4 separate regions of the Homo sapiens genome follow, and all the other regions are linked to region 2. A link is an interaction called in ENCODE POLR2A ChIA-PET data of the cell type or tissue named here. Cell type or tissue: CD4-positive, alpha-beta T cell. All regions are shown on one strand.

Region 1 (4,000 bases), 1.1 Mb before region 2:
TTACTTTATAGCCATTTTAGATCTTTTGTTTCTAATCTTTCTCTTCATTTTAGCTACTGATTCTCTCATGGTAAATTGTTTTCAGTGTTTTTAAAATTTTTGAATTATAAACTGACTTTCACCCAACCGTGAAAATGTGAGAATTCTGTGTAGTCTGTATTGAGAAATTTTCTCTCCAGAGAAGAAGCTTTGCATGTGCCACTTCCAAGCACTCCAGGGGTATCACCAGCCAGAAACCCATTTTTGTGTTAATTTCTCAGCATCAAAATTTCTCAAACCAAGTGGGTAGTACATATTTGAATCTCCATTGCCCATAAGGGCATGTTTATGGGTAAAAATTTTCGGAGGAGATTTTCATTTCCCTCTTGAGCTCAGGTTCACACACAAGCTTCCTTATGATCTTCCTGAGCTAATGAGTATTATTTTTTTCTAATCAATAACCGACATTTCAGGCCTTCCAGGATCCTGGGTGGTAGTATCAGTTTCAATGCCCTGCTTCACAGGGTTGTAAAAACTTGTCTGTAATTCCTGTTTGGCCAATGCCCTAGTTTACTGGGATTGGTGCCCTCACTCAGGACTGCCACAAATGTGTGCATGCTCTTCCCACTGTCCTTCTGTTGCATCTTCCTTCAGGGCCTCTGGAAAATCTCCTTCCTTCCTTACAGTCTCAGGCGGTGCTCCTCATAATGCCTACTTTAGTCAGCAATAAACAAAACACATGTTGTTGAGCTTCTCAACTTATGCTGCCTCTGACTCAAATTATCTTTAATTAAATTAATTAATTAATTAGTTTTCTGAGACAGGGTCTCGCTCTGTCACTCAGGCTGCAGTGCAGTGGCACAATCATGCAGCCTTGACCTCCTGGGCTCAAGAGATCCTCCCACCTCAGCCTCCTGAGTAGCTGGGACTACAGGCGTGCACTACCACACCCAACTAACTTTTGTATTTTTAGTAGAGATGGGGTTTTGCCATGTTGCCCAGGCTGGTCTTGAACTCCAGGGCTCAAGCGATGCACCCACCTTGGCCTCCCAAAGTGCTGGGATTACAGGCGTGAGCCACTGCCCCTGGTCTTCAAAGTATCTTTATGATGAAATAGAAAAACATCCAACACCTTTTCTGGATCAGCATCCAGAAAGACACTCAAAGTCTGAAACCCCTTTTCCGGTAGCAAAATGCATCAAAAATTGGAAGGATGTATGGGGTGTCAAGCTGAAGGGGATTGGGATGGCTCTGCACCTGCCCTGCAGAGAGCCGCACAAATTATTAGCTGTGGATTTTAAAAGCTCTATAAAGCAGCTCCTTATTGACAAGAATATTATTTTCTATTAGAGTCTACATCTTCACCCTCTACTTGAAAGTCCTTTTTATGTTCCTGAAAAAGCGCTGGACTGAGTTCGTCTGCCCACTGCCTGGTTGTGTGCTGTTGGCTACTCAATGCTCACCTCTGAAATAGACAGACTACACGTTAGCCGACCTTCAGGGATGCACTCATGGCTTTGAACGCTAAAATTAAATGTAAACTGACCTGTACATTTATTGCTTGAGGTTAGTATGATCTTGATTCAAAAACCAGTTACAGACAACACAAGAAAGTAAATCACAGTTCCATTTCATTTTCAAAAATAAAATATTGGCTAACAGAATCCACGGTGGATATAAAAAGTAATAATATATGATGTTCACGTAGGAGTTATTTCAGAAATGCATGGCTAGTTCAGTATCAGAAATATCAGTGTAATCCACCAGACAAAAATAATATCAGTAAATGCAGTCAAAAGTATTTTACCAATTGACTCACGAATTATGATTTAAAATTCTCAAAAAAAAAAAAAAAAAAAAACCCCTTCCAACAAGCCTAGCAATTGAAAGGCTCTTCCAAAAATTGAGAAACAGTATCTATTACAACAGAAGCCTACAGTCACATCCTACTAAATGGAAGAAATGTGATCGATTCTCATTAGGATTTGGAATAAGAAAAGGAGGCCGACTCCCACCTCCCACTGCTTTAACTAACACTGGCGTTCTTGGTTAATAGTTATTAAGCAGTTCAGAAAAATTAAAACAAAATTTAACAAAACATCCAGGAAAGAGAAGGGAAAGCATTCTGGCTTTCATGTGACTTCACAATTCATTTATCCCCACAATCCAAGCATAGTCTCTTTGAGACTAGGATCCTGTCTGATCTTTTTAAAAATCTCTGGGACAGCACCTAGCATAGAGGTTGGCAGCAACTACTAATTTGCAAAAGGGGATCCTGTCTATGCTATGCAGTAGCAAAGATTACATGAGATCCACACGTGGAAACGGCTGTACACATGCTGGAGCAGCACTCATTTGGAAAGGCCGCACTCCCTGGCGTTTTCTCCCGGGACCTCCTCCACCCCACGGATTGCTCCTCGGGTTCCCAGTGCCCGGGCCCCAGGCCCACCAGGCCCCGCGCGAGAGCCGCCGTCCTCGTGTCGGCCAGCAGGTGGCGCCCGGGCTCCACGGCCGGAGTCGGGCAGCGCGGCTGGCGCCGCGGGAAGTCGCCTCCGAGAGGGGCTGCTGCGCCTCGGCTGCGGCTCCAGGGGTCCCGGGGCCAACGTCGCCAGCGGTGCCCGGCAGGGGCTCGAAAGGGCCCGGGCCGCCCCACAGTCCCGCCCGCACTGCTTCCGTCCGGGGACGCTCCCCAGGGCCGTCCGAGCGGACTACGCGCGGGTCCCCGTGGCTGGGGGGCGAGCGTGCGGCCGGCGTCTGCGCCTCTCCCGGAGGCGAGGCGGGGGTCGGGTTGGGACCAGAGCGCGCTTCCCTCCCCGCCGCGCAGAGGTCGGCCGGGGCCGCGGCTGGCGACAGGTGGCGGGGACCTGGGGGCCAGGTCCGCGGGTAGCCTGCGACGGGGAAGACGCCCCTACGGCCCTCAGGGCTTCCTCCGGGTATGATGATCAACCACACGACCGCCCCGCGCTGGCCCCGGCAGAGCCCAGTCCCCGGCGCGGGTCCGCAGGGCGATCCGGGCGGCCGCGGCTCCACGGCCCCCGCCCTCCTCCAGCGCCAGCGCCCGCGGGGAGCGATCGGGGGTCAGGGCGGGGAGACGCGCGGACTCCTCGGTGGCGCCGCCCGAACACCTGTTCCGCCCCAGGTGAGCTGCTGCCCCGCCCGGATCCCTTCCTCCCCCGGTTCGCGTCCACCTGGGACCCGCCTTCCAGAGCCTCCCAGCCCACCTCGCGCCCCGGGACTGAAAACGCAGACCAGTCTTGAGCACGTGGCCACCCGCGGTCTTTGGCTGGGAAAGGCTTCTGCCCGCTGCCTCTTCCTTCCAGTCCAGGGCGGCAGTCAAGGCTGAGGGCGATCGAAAAGTCCGGGAAAATGCGCCCGGCCCAGCCCCGTCTCCGGAGGCCCGGAGGTGGGTGGGGTGTGGCGGGGGGGCTACAGGTGTGGACGCAGGCGAAGCCAAGGAGGCCTCAGGAGCCCGGGGCCAGGTGACAGCTTAGTTCCCTGTGCAAACAGTAACCCTCGGGTGTTTCTGCCTTCCCTTAAACCTGAAATCATGTTCTGAATTCTGTACAGCCTCTTTTCTTCTCCTGATTAACTTTCATTTACTCCAGAGAAGCGTCTTAACGCCCACTCAGACAGGTAGTGCTTCCACACTCCCAGACTCAACTCATTCTTGGCTTTAAACTCAGCCCTGAGGCACAGAACCAAGCTTTCTCTTAAGGACTCGAGGCACTTCTGTGCTCAAAGCCTCCCCAGTCCCTGTCAACTCAGCCCTCTGCCTTACCACACATCTGATAAGATTCTCTGTACACAAGTAAAAGCTTCAGGGGTGCTGCTGGTGGGGGGATGAAGGAGAAGGGGATAAAGAAAACAATGTGTGTGTGTGTGTGTGGGGGGGGGGGCCGAGAGGGGGAGACAGGGAGAGAAAAGAGCTAGTGAATGCCAGAGATCTTAAAAACCACTCGGAATTCAGGTATTGACTTCAGACATGTTTTATTATAATCTTATACAGTCTACATAAATTTGA
Region 2 (4,000 bases):
CAGTTCAGCTTTGATGGCCCCAGCTGTGATGGCACCTTGAAGAGTTATTCTGAAGAAGAATGAAACAATGTAGGTATAGCCCCCAGCATGGCAACATCACTCATACGTGTGGGACAAATTGGCCAGGCCCCAGCTCAGTGGAATTCCACTAGGCATGTTGGCTGAGAGTGAAGAGAATAGCCCAGCAGTGCTTACCTCCTGTGGACTAGTGTATATTTCTTTTTTTTTTTTTCTTTTTTTGAGATGGAGTTTTGCTCTTGTTGCCCAGGCTGGAGTGCAATGGTGCAATCTCGGCTCACCATGACTTCTGCCTCCCAGGTTCAAACAATTCTCCTGCCTCAGCCTCCCAAGTAGCTGAGATTACAGGCACGTGCCACCACGCCTGGCTAATTTTGTATTTTCAGTAGGCATGGGGTTTCTCCACGTTGGTCAGGCTGTTCTCAAACTCCCGACCTCAGATGATCCCCCCGCTTCGACCTCCCAAAGTGCTGGGATTACAGGCGTGAGCCACCGCACCCTGCCGGCTAGAGTATATTTCTCACTATTGGAAGAGAACGATGGCTTGGTGGAACAGCATCGGGCTTAGATTTAAGGGTCTGGGTTGAAACTCTGGCTGCAACACAAATGTTGAGCCTTTTGTGGAGTCACTTAAACTCTCTTAGTCCCCATTTCTCTGTCAAACGACTATCATAAGACCTACTTCTCAGAGTGACCATGAAGCCTAAAGGAAGTCATATATGTGAAAGCACCCAGAGTGTGCCAATGAATGTATTAGAGTTGACACTTCACACTAGAGTAGCCTTTTTCTGTTGTTTTTTAAATCACTGCTACTACAGACCAGAGAATAGTTATCTATTAGTTGTGTATTTTCTTGCATAGCACTGAGCTAGGAACTGATGAAGCAGAGGCCAACCAAACAGACATGCTCCCTGCTTGTCTGACTTTTCATCTATGTAATAACTTTGAATAACTCCTTAAAATAAATAAAGATAAATGCTCACTCTTATATGGTAAAGAAACTGAGGTATAACAACTTTAAGACAAAGACAAACAATATTTTGACATGTCATGGGGTCTACCAAAGTACCTTGACTATAACATGTATAGAATTAAAGATGCATCAAAACATGCATGAAGAATTCCGAGACAGAAAGAAAAGTTGTCGGCAGTGGGGGGTTTTCTAAAGAGAAATGAGCAGCAGTCTCCCAGGAGCCACACCCTGTCTCTCAGCCATGTTTTATTTATTGAACATGGGACTCTGGCAGGAGGACATGTGTCTTCTCTTTAACCTCAATGAGAGAATGCGGGGAATGGCCCCAAGCAAAGGAGGTCCTGCCCATCCTTGGGCAAGAGTCATATGTGCTTCTCCTCCATCACCCCAAGCCGATGCCTCATTTTCCAAACCAGCCTCCTCTCTACACCCCTGTCCCTACAAATGCTTGACTGGCTAAGAGGATGGATGGGCATTTGGCAGATGAATTCGGGGCTGCTCAGTATACTTGGACTTTGGCCAGTGCTTTGAGATTGAGGTGGGCATAGAAAAGTGTTAGCTGGAAGACAGCTGCAATTCTAAGTTGGGAGAGCACAGGGCAGTGCACTCTCTTTCCTCTGAACTTGTAGCTGAAAGAAGCTCGCTGCTGCCACACACCTGTGACTTTGTGTGAGATGTGAGCTGCCGGTCCCAGGGAGCCCCTCAGAGCTGGTGGGAGCAGAGGCACCCTGCACCCTCACAAAGTTCTCCACAGTTCAGCTGCACCTGGGACTGTGTAGGTGTGTTTTTCTCCTCTTGTTGATTTGGTTACCGAAAAGAGCTTTTGATGGAGACCACATCCTTTTACTGAGTATCAAGAAAGTTTATTAAAAGTAGCTCAGAGAACACAATAAAACCCCCAACTATCTGATTCAATAGTGCTCGCCTGACTTTCCTTTCTCTGTCACCAAGTTATAAACACACCTTCTGTAATCAGCTGTACTTTCCATCTTGAAAGGATATTTCAGAAAGGGAGATAAGACAAACGGGCAATGGCAGATGATAAATCAGAATGTATATTGGATTCTTTTAAAAAGATATGGTAAATTCTCATTCAAAGTATACAAAAGCATGTATTGCTGAGTTACAAATACTGATATGCTTTAACTCGTTCTATGATAACAGCCAGGAATGTATCTAAGATGGCATATAACTTTCAAAGAGTCCTTTCCCTTCCGTGCAAATGTTGTTGCTGAGAGTGTCTGCAGCCTGCATGAACTGGCATGTACTGCCAACAGGTACAGGAGCATTCTAAGCAGAGGGAAGATTTAAGTCTTTAGTCCATCTTGGATTAATTTTTGTATAAGGTGCAAGGAAGGGATCCAGTTTCAGCTTTCTACATATGGCTAGCCAGTTTTCCCAGCACCATTTATTAAATAGGGAATCCTTTCCCCATTTCTTGTTTTTGTCAGGTTTGTCAAAGATCAGATGGTTGTAGATGTGTGGTGTTATTTCTGAGGGCTCTGTCCTGTTCCATTGGTCTATATCTCTGTTTTGGTACCAGTACCGTGCTGTTTTGGTTACTGTAGCCTTGTAGTATAGTTTGAAGTCAGGTAGCGTGATGCCTCCAGCTTTGTTCTTTCGGCTTAGGATTGACTTGGCAATGTGGGCTCTTTTTTGGTTCCATATGAACTTTAAAGTAGTTTTTTCCAATTGGTAGCTTGATGGGGATGGCATTGAATCTATAAATTACCTTGGGCAGTGTGGCCATTTTCACGCAGAGGGAAGAGCATGTGCAAGGGCAGAAAGGAGTGCCCAGTGTGGAGACTCTGCAGCTGAGAGGTTACACACACTCACTTCTCATTTTAGGCTTACAACAGTCAAGGGAGGTTGTAAGGGATATGTAGGTAATGTGGTTTAAGAGGTCAAAGATCAGAAAAATTACACATTGCAAAAGCCACGGCTTGAAAGGCAAAGAGAACAGGAACTCATAGCTTGGACACTTACTAGCCGTGAGGCATTGAGTAAGTGATCAGCCTCAATGTCTCTGTCTTTAGAATGGGCATGATGATGCCCACTTCATAAGACTTGCTTTAAAGATTGCATTAGGAAAAAAATGTAAATCCTAACATCATGTAGCAGATGCTCGAAAAGTGTCCTTTTTCTTCTCTTTTCCCACTTTCTTTTTACCTTCCCGTCACGTTCCAGTCCTGTCTCCTCCATCCACCATTCTTGGTGCTGTTTCTTCCCTCTGTGCTTTCCAGGAAGCCCTTCTGGAGCCTATTTTTGAAAGGGGTGAAATTTCTCCTGGCCCTGAGGCCTCACCTGACTTCTCCCTTTGGCACCCAGGCTGCTCTGCCTCCAAGGCTCCAGCATGTTCTTCCCCAGAGTAGGCTCTGAATTGTACATTTTTATTGTTTCTCAACCTGGTGCTTAATGGAGGTTTAACAAATGTTTGCTGCCGATCATGAAATAGTCTTTTTCAAGCCAGAATTATGGAACAATTACAGTGTCAAAGGGAAGGTTGGCTGCCATTTATGTGAAGGTTAATTGTTAATAGAGCCACCAAAAGAGGACATCTCACTGCTCTGAAGCCAGAAGTGAAGAAAAGGCTCAACATCAGAAATATTTCTCCTTTTTAACAAATCATTTTTAAGAGAAAGACTTTTGAAATACATCGTTCTTTGACACGAGCTAAGACATCAAATACACACAGCTGAGTCACTGAAAATTAATAAAGAGCAGACATGGGCAGAGATACAGATTACATTAGTAAATTACTGAGTTTATGTTCAGCATGTTGCCTTCCAGGTATGATCCCGTATAATCAATAATCTTTGGATGTTCTGCAAAAGAGACATGCTACCGACTGAAAGTCAGTATCCCCTCAAAATTCATAGGTTGAAGCCTTAATCCCTAACGTGATGGTCTTAGGAGGTGGGGCCTGAGAGTGGTGATCAGACCCTGAGGTTGCAGTCCTCATGAATGAGATTAGTGCCCTCAAAAAGAAACACAAAAGAGATGAGCTCT
Region 3 (4,000 bases), 120 kb after region 2:
TCTGAGCATACCATCTTTCCGCCTGGCTCGTTGATTAGCTGCAATATGGGTCTGGTATACATTTTACAAGTGAGATGCATTGATGGGTGGGGTTAAGTATCCCTGGCCAGGAAAGAATGAGAACACACAGCAGTGGACTCTCTAGGGTGGCCACTTCGTTGGGGGCAGCACTGACAAACACAGGAGGACACAAGCGCAAAGATGGGCTTGGCTTTTTCTCACAATTTTGCCTCAAGTCAGACTTGTTTGCCTCCTAGGAACTGTTTGCTAGAATAAGAGTGTGAATGTCAGGAAAATACATGTGCCCCCACACACTTCTGTAGAGCACATATGTTGCCAGCTACAGTAAACAAAAGTGCCTTATGCAAGCAGGACTAATGCAAGAAAAAAAAAAAGGCTGGGGCAAGTGTGGAAGGATTTAGACTCGAGTCCTGAATTCAAGACCCAAGTCCTTCACTTTGTGCCCTGTGATTATCCTGGATACAAATCTCTTGGCTCATCTGGGCCTAAGTTTTGTTTTGTTTAATTTCATGCATAAAATGAGGAGACTGATAACAATCCCTACCTTGGAGGATGGTTTTAAAGATCAAGGAGCTAATGCAGGGGATCTCAACCTCAATGCTACTGACACTTTGAGCTGAATAGTTGCTGTGGAGGTGTGCCTGGGCATGGCAGGGGTCCCTGGCCTTTCCCCACCAGACGCTAATAGAACTCCCTCCTTCCCTAGTTATAGCAGCCAAAGATGTCTCCAGACTTCGCCAAATGTCCCCTGGAAGAGCAAAATTGGCCCCAGTTGAAAACCACTGATTAAATGTATATACAATTATTTGAAAGAGGAGAGAACTCTCTACACATTTGTTAGGCATGGAGATAGAAATAACAATGAGGAGGTGACAACATTTACATATTCTAAGTGGGTATAGTGGAAGTCGGGCATAAACTGATGCCCAATGTCAAGTTGATGGGGTAGGAAATCAGATTAATTCAGCCTGATATATTATGGCTTGATACTACTGTGAAAATGCCATATTTAATTAAACAAATTCTGTTTCTTTCTTCCTAGTAAAGGGGAAGGGAAAAAAGAAAATGAGTAACACATTAAATTGCAGGATATTAATTATACAGAGCTACATATTAACTGTTATGCATCCTAAGGAGCTAATTTTCTTCACACTGTTATTATTATTTGTTACTTGTATAGCACCGTTGATGTAAACAGACTGTTTTAGAAATACGCCCATAAAGTTCACTGCTGTTCCGTGAGTGTGCTGTATAATTACGCATTTACCTTCTAGTAAGCAAGTGAGAAGCACAGCTCACTCACGGCAAAAACCCATTGCAGTCGCGTTGATCTGACTTTCTAAAAATCTCTGAGTAGCAGCTACAACATGTTGTGCTGGAAACAGAATTGATATCATCTGAATAAACAAGAGTCTTGAGAAGAAATCTATTTTTGTTATATATATTTTTTTACATTAAAGAAAAGGGCCAGTCTTTCTCAGAAAGAGTTTCACACCGGGGGTATTTTTCAGAGGAGGGGTATTTTTTGGTTTTCTGTTTTCTCTTCTGTGGGGCTGATCCATCCCTGTCAAGTCTGCAAAGTGTGTTGTGCGTGGGTGGAAAGGCAAACCACACAGAACATGCTCTTTGCCATAGTCAGGTCACCTTCAATACCACATGACGAGTTTCTTAAGAAGGGAAAAAAAATGCAACAAAAAGAAAACACACAGACACAAATGATTGAAAAACCAATATGAATTATATGCCAAAAGGTGGCTTCACATTTTCAGCTCAGATCACCAATGTCAGCAAAACCCTTTCCCACCGTGTGTCAGCCGTGGACAGGTGGAAGATGGAGGGCGGCATGCAGGCCTCTCTGTCATGGAGCAGCTGGGCTGGTGCTGATGAAATCACCATTGATCCACCCCGTAGTATGGACTGTAGATGATTTCTAGCTTAGACACATTTGTAGGCAATCTTTTGGGGAATGGAGTGTAATCACTGTATTGGTCAAAAATATTCACACTTCCTGTTTTTTGTTTTTTGTTTTCTTTTTATTCTGCACATGGCTTGGAGCAATGAACACCTAAGATTCCGGATACATTTCTTTAAAAAGGATATATTGCTTGTATGGCTCAAACAGAACTCCTCATAACAAACAATCTTTCAGTTTCATGAGTAAGGTTGTGGTCCTCAACTTTGACAAGAATGGCAGCCTCACTACTTATTTATCAAAGAAAATGGCTCCAAAATGGAAACTACACATCTCTTGGGCTCCAGAGTCCAGGATGTTATGTAGCTGGTGAACTTCTCAGGCAGATAAACTTATAAGGCTTGAAAAATCTGTTGACTGGTTCCCTTGCAAATTCCAAGAAGTAGATGTATACAGTGATGGGTATTTATCTTTAGGGAAAAAATGAAGATTGAAAATAAGAAAAAAACAATATTTGAATAAATAAATTCTCATCACACAAATTTTTTTAAAATATCTGTCTTTTCTCCTCACCAAAGATGATGGTTATGGGTGTTTTAGCCTGGAGAAAAACAAAAAAATCTTTGTCCAAATACATATAAACCTATAAAAGTATGTTTAAATTTCTCTACATATTAAGGATTTTACCTAGTTCTCCAATTAACAATTAGATGATTTTATACATTTTTCAATTCAATCTATTTGTCAGATGTGCTGTATTCTTAACAGGAATGCTCAGTAATTCTCCACCAAGGAGGAAGTCAGATGTGGGGAGGGGTGTGGAGCTGCCATGAGAGAGCAGGTGTTTCTCTCCCCCTCCCCTTAGATGGTGAGGGAGGAGAACCACTGACACAGGAGAAGTCCTGGGGTGCTGTGATCATTGTTATTCTCTAAGGCAGACATTTCACTCAGAGATGAGACTTCAAGGGTGAATTTCCAACACTTGGAACAAATACTTCATGAATTTACCAAAAGCCTGATTACCTCAGATGTAAGTTGAGATGATTTAACACACAGTATTTCAAGAAGTTTATTTTTAGGAAGATAATGGAAAACAAAGTTTATCCAAGCACTATGAGACAATAACTTAGGTGAGACATAGAAACGCATTCCAATACAGCAAATTTAAATAGAAAGGAAGGCGAGTGCCTAGCTGGTAGTTTTATGCCTCATTCTGTGAAAGCAGAGATAAAAGTCAGGTTACATGGGAGCCATGTGAAGCTTTCTTTGCTGCGCACTCCTGCCCTTACCTGTGAGCACACGGTATGTGTGTGAGTGCTCTGTCCCAGGCCTGATTCTTACCCTTTGGGGCTCGTGATGCAGCCAGCTCTCCGTGAAGTCCATCTCACATCTCAGTACCCAAGGCCTCTTTAGAAAATAAAATTTATGTAGGAAATAAACTGTGCTTTTATGTTGTTACAAAACAATAGAAGCGGGACCTTCACCTGCCTTCCCTGTTCTCAGCAGTTTGAGATGACATGTGGGTGCTCACTGTCACCTCTTAGAATCACATGTTACGCCTTTTCCAGGATAGTCCCCAGTGAAAACCTCCCAGACTGTGGAGGGAGCATTTGAGAGCACCACGAGGGCGATGAGACTCAGGTAACGGCAGGGACTAAGGTGAAGGCTCCTAGGGAGGAGACCCAGCAGGGGTGCCTGATCCAGACTGGGGGATCTGGAGTACAGGGTTTTGTCATGAAGAAAGCAATTTTAATCAGGAAACAGCTAGCTTGGTGAGAGTGAATTGGGGAGGCAGAGAGTTCTGGGCAGATAGAACTGTAGGTGATAGATTCGGAAGCCAGAGACCCTGGAACATTCTAGGAGCTTGAAAAATTTCTGTGTGGGTCCAGTTAGAGTAAGGGGTGGTCGCGAGGTGGGACCCAGCATGCTTAGGCGGGGAGATGCTGTTAATGGAAGGCTCTATTAATGATGGGTAGGGCCAGAGGATTATGAAGGAGTCAATACTAACTTCTAAGGACCTTGCAATACCCACGCAAATTTGCATTTTATTCCTGGGGGGATTCCTGT
Region 4 (4,000 bases), 140 kb after region 2:
CATGCCTGGTGGTCACTTATTTCCTTCCTCAGAACCTCGGCATCTGGGTATGCTTTGATCAAGGTCTTCTTGCCCTAGTAAGGGTCTCTCTTTGACGGGAGTTACTCTAGCACACTTTTGCTCCCGTGTTCATGGCTCACGTCTGTTCCGCGGGGAAAAATCCCACGTGCTTCCTCAAAGGTCAGCCTCCTCCACTCAGCGGTCCCACGGCTGCCTCCCACTTCTCACCCTCCCAGTATTTGCGGAGCGAGCCAGACGTGACTTCACTGTGTCCACCAAAATACAACCACAATATCTGGCTCGTGAGTGATTTCTTTAAAGTGCCTTTTCTTTGACTGGGGATGACAAGGGAGAGCATCTTCATTCTTTGTAGTTCATCAAAACTCATCTGAGGAAAATCTTGCTCCAGCTCTGGCTTCCTTCAAACCTTTCATATCATCAGATGGGTGAGGGGTGATGAGCTGTGCAATTGGTCTTCTCTTCCTCTTTCTAAATCCAGCCTCAAGATCTTGCACCTCGTTGTGGAGTAAGACATCTGTTGATTTATTAGTTCCTCAACTGAAATTTCCATTTTATCATTCTGTTAAATTTTAATTAATAAATTCCAAATTAGAGGAAAATATTATATGTCTTACAAAAATGCCATTTATACCTTCTCTTCCTTACCATGTATGAAGCTTTATCAAGATAACAAAAAGGAAAAGACATCATCGTTTCCCATGGTGTTTTTGTGACCTAAAGGGAAAGTAGAAATACAAAGAAATCATTAGAATGCAGGATGCGCAAAGTTGGGAGGAGCTATGTGGAAGAATGCACAGATGAAGGAACTTTGGAGTTAGGTTTTAAACAAAAAATTTGCTGGCTAGAGAAAGAGCTACAGGGAGCTAGAGAAAGAGCTACGTCCGTCCCTGTCTTTCCAGGCAGGGATGGGAGTACTTACAATGACTTGGGGCTGTAAAATAGAAGATGTCAAAGGCAAAGAAGAAATATGACAGTGATTCCACTGCACTCGGTCATATATACCAAGCAGCTTGCTTGGGTTTTGGAGGTAATGATGAACTAAAATCAAGTCTTGATGACTCACTGGGTGTGATAATTGAGGGGCAAAAAAAGTCAAATAAATCACGAAAATATTTTATATCACAAAATTGGCTTTATAGCCTTGCCAATGGCTAGATATTAGGGAGATTGGAAGGCTGGTGATAAGATGTCCCAGATGATGGGTCTGTGATGCCTGTGGGGCCTGTGGGTGGAGACATTCAGCATCAGTGCGATAAGTCCAGAAGTCCGGTGAGAGCCCAGGCTGAAAGGAGAGCTGGACACATTGCCTCACCGCTTTCAGTTTGCTTTGCTCTCCATCTCATGACACAAAGCCATGAAAAAATGGGTATTCGAATATGACTTTTGAAACCACTGATACATAAAATAGACACATCTCTTATGTGCATGCTCATTTGAAATAAAGCTGCATAGGTGATAGATAAACCTTAGAATATTTGGTCCAAATGGATATTTAAGAGACCACTGAGGAAGACTATTTCTAAAGACATTTCACCTCTCCCCACCCCAAGCAACACCTTAATTACAGCCACACAAAAATGCATTCAAAATCCAAATTTTGTTGCAACACAGTGCCATCTAGTGTTCAATCCGACTAATACCAAGAGACAATTCCCCAGGGATGCATTGAAGCTCATTCGGACTGAAAACCTGACCCGGGTGTTAAAGGAAAAGTTTTAGATGAAAAGCAAAGTCTCATTGTCTAGTCTTCCTTCTAGTGAGTGGTAATGCTCTGTATGTGTTTAGACATAAAGAAGCAGATGTGTTCATCAAGTTTGATTCGGAAGTCGTGCTTTTAACCTAGAGCCATGCACCTTCCTCATCTGATGAAAGTCTTCCTGGCATATTTGCTTTTGAATAAGATTTTTAGTTAATTATAATATAATTATTAGAATTTGGATTATCCATTTTAATTATAGTCATTAAAATTTTATGTAAATATAATTACCCCAAATATTATGTTGGCTTGAAATTGCAAGATTGGTTTGCAGATAGTTGTATTCTCAACTGCTAGACTCAGAAGGGCAGAGGCAAGAAACGTACCTATTTGTCTTAGCGGATTTTCACATCTGGAACAGCATTGCAGAAGTGTGTAGCTTGGTGTGGGAGCCTTCCCCAGGACGAGCGTAACCTGTGTTCTTGCCCCAGTGTTGTCATTAACCTGCCGTATGACCTACAGCAAGACGCTTAAGCCTGTGAGCCGTGTCTGTAACTTAGGAATAAAACAGGGTGATCTTTCTCATGTGCTTACCATAAACTCGATGATATGCTTCCTTTATTTTATTTTGTCAATCTTCACTACTTCACTTTGCTATACATGTTATGTTCCTTGTTTTATAAATGAAGAAATTAAATTCAGAGAGGAGAAAGTGAATATGCAGGCGGTCAGCTTGTCCGTGGCAGACCTGGTGGGGTGAGCCAGGGTGACCTGTGTCCAAGGGGACCCTGTCTTTGTATGCATCGCAGATATCATATACATCGCATCATTTAAATTCGAGGTACAGTAAAGCATCATTCAGTAGAGCCTGAAAGTTTCTTCACAGAAGCAAATGTTAAGAGGATTTCATAGATCTACCCCTATCTATGTCTATTTCTGTATCTCTATCTGCCTCTATTTCTATTGATTATCATTTACCAAGCTAGGCATCTACCTATCTACGTATTATCTCTGCCCACATTCATCTATCTATTCGTCTATAAGCTATATCTGTATTATATAGCTATCGATCTGTTTATCTGCTTATCTATCCATCTATCTATCATCTGCCTATCCCCAAGAAGCAATTGGTTCAAGGAAAAATATGTTATTAATAGTGATGCCAACATTAGATGATTTGGGTTTGGCAGTCTCCGCAAAGGAATGCTAATCTTAAGAACTTTATTTAAATACCCCATTTCATGTTTCAGCTCATGGCAACCTTACAGTTTAGATATTGATATTTACTACTGTCCAGATAAAAGGCTGATAATACCTGCTTTCTAACTTTCCTGTGATAGAATTCTGTCTGGAATTAAAATAAAATCAAGCTGTTATTCTTCAAGACCTCACGTTAGTAAAGGTTTTTATGAGTTTGTACTACCCAACTTTTGTGACTGTGAAGGGAGTGGGTTTTCTCATGTGCTGCTGGTGTGGGTATAAATGGGGCAGCCTGAGAGTAGAAATCTGATGTTATTGTTCGTGTCTGCAAATCTGCATCCCCTGTCTCAACAGTCTGACTTTTTATTCTACAATTTTTTTCTACTCATGCAAGTACAAATACTTGTATTCACTGCATTATTTATTGCAGTATTTAAAATACTAACTTTGAAGACAATGCGATTGCCCAGCCAAAGAATAATATTAAATAATGTAGAGTCCATCCATATAACACCATGCAATCTATGTAACTGTTACAAAATTATGCTATATTTGTGTGTACCGTCATATAAGGAGATCTAAGACATAATCTTCAGTGAAAAACTGCAAGTTGCAAACCTATATATTGAAAGCATATGTGCATGTGTGTTAACCACATTTACAGAGTGGTTATTATGTTCCAGACATTGGTCATAGAAGTTTACAAATATTAACTCATTTAATTATCATAATAGCACTATGAAGAAGGAGCCATCATTAATCCTCTAGATAAGGAAACTGTGACGTGGAAATGTTAAATAACTTGCCAAATGTACCTCTCTCTCTCTCTCTCTTTCTCTCTCTCTCTCTTTGTCCCTCTCCCTGTCCCTCTTCCTACCTCTGTCTCTACTTCCACATTCGCGTATGCAATGGTGTCTACATAGGTAGCAACATTTTTTCTTTTCTTTTCTTTTTTGAAATGGAGTTTTGTTCTTGTTGCCCAGGCTGAAGTGCAATGGCATGATCTCGGCTCACCATAATCTGTGCCTCCCGGGTTCAAGCAATTCTCCTGCCTCAGCCTCCCAAGTAGCTAGGATTACAGGC

Evidence for each region. ChIA-PET counts read pairs that join two places held together with the same protein. Peaks named below come from ENCODE experiments on the same cell type or tissue, not always from the same donor. Only the 100,000 strongest peaks of a DNase experiment are listed, where the experiment ranks them.
Region 1: POLR2A ChIA-PET joins it to region 2 with 10 read pairs; 8 of 35 experiments call an interaction of 5 or more read pairs at or near these places.
Region 3: POLR2A ChIA-PET joins it to region 2 with 24 read pairs; 5 of 35 experiments call an interaction of 5 or more read pairs at or near these places.
Region 4: POLR2A ChIA-PET joins it to region 2 with 32 read pairs; 6 of 35 experiments call an interaction of 5 or more read pairs at or near these places.

Annotation. Positions count from the first base shown.
Region 1 is chr2:8,684,403-8,688,402 of GRCh38, reverse strand. ID2 (inhibitor of DNA binding 2) reads right to left here. Exons shown (of 3, transcript NM_002166.5): 3 at 3,942-4,000. Among named protein-coding and RNA genes, the nearest start is that of ID2, 4.3 kb to the right of the region's middle. RefSeq lists silencers at 2,441-2,660, 2,681-2,740 and enhancers at 2,245-3,034, 3,035-3,825. In CD4-positive, alpha-beta T cell, CTCF peaks have their summits at 2,203 and 2,410; DNase peaks (open chromatin) are centred at 2,482, 3,062 and 3,712; H3K4me3 peaks cover 1,506 bases; H3K27ac peaks cover 726 bases.
Region 2 is chr2:7,565,573-7,569,572 of GRCh38, reverse strand. No RefSeq gene overlaps it. Among named protein-coding and RNA genes, the nearest start is that of LINC01871, 160 kb to the left of the region's middle. In CD4-positive, alpha-beta T cell, a CTCF peak has its summit at 1,672; a DNase peak (open chromatin) is centred at 1,712; H3K27ac peaks cover 1,884 bases.
Region 3 is chr2:7,448,287-7,452,286 of GRCh38, reverse strand. LOC100506274 (a long non-coding RNA gene) reads right to left here. Exons shown (of 6, transcript NR_038432.1): 6 at 2,033-2,403. Among named protein-coding and RNA genes, the nearest start is that of LINC01871, 280 kb to the left of the region's middle. In CD4-positive, alpha-beta T cell, no CTCF peak of the experiment used is centred here; DNase peaks (open chromatin) are centred at 1,326 and 1,616; H3K27ac peaks cover 3,237 bases.
Region 4 is chr2:7,425,123-7,429,122 of GRCh38, reverse strand. It overlaps LOC100506274 (a long non-coding RNA gene), which reads right to left. Exons shown (of 6, transcript NR_038432.1): 2 at 2,104-2,272; 3 at 667-735. Among named protein-coding and RNA genes, the nearest start is that of LINC01871, 300 kb to the left of the region's middle. In CD4-positive, alpha-beta T cell, CTCF peaks have their summits at 1,450 and 1,655 (motif pointing left); a DNase peak (open chromatin) is centred at 1,632.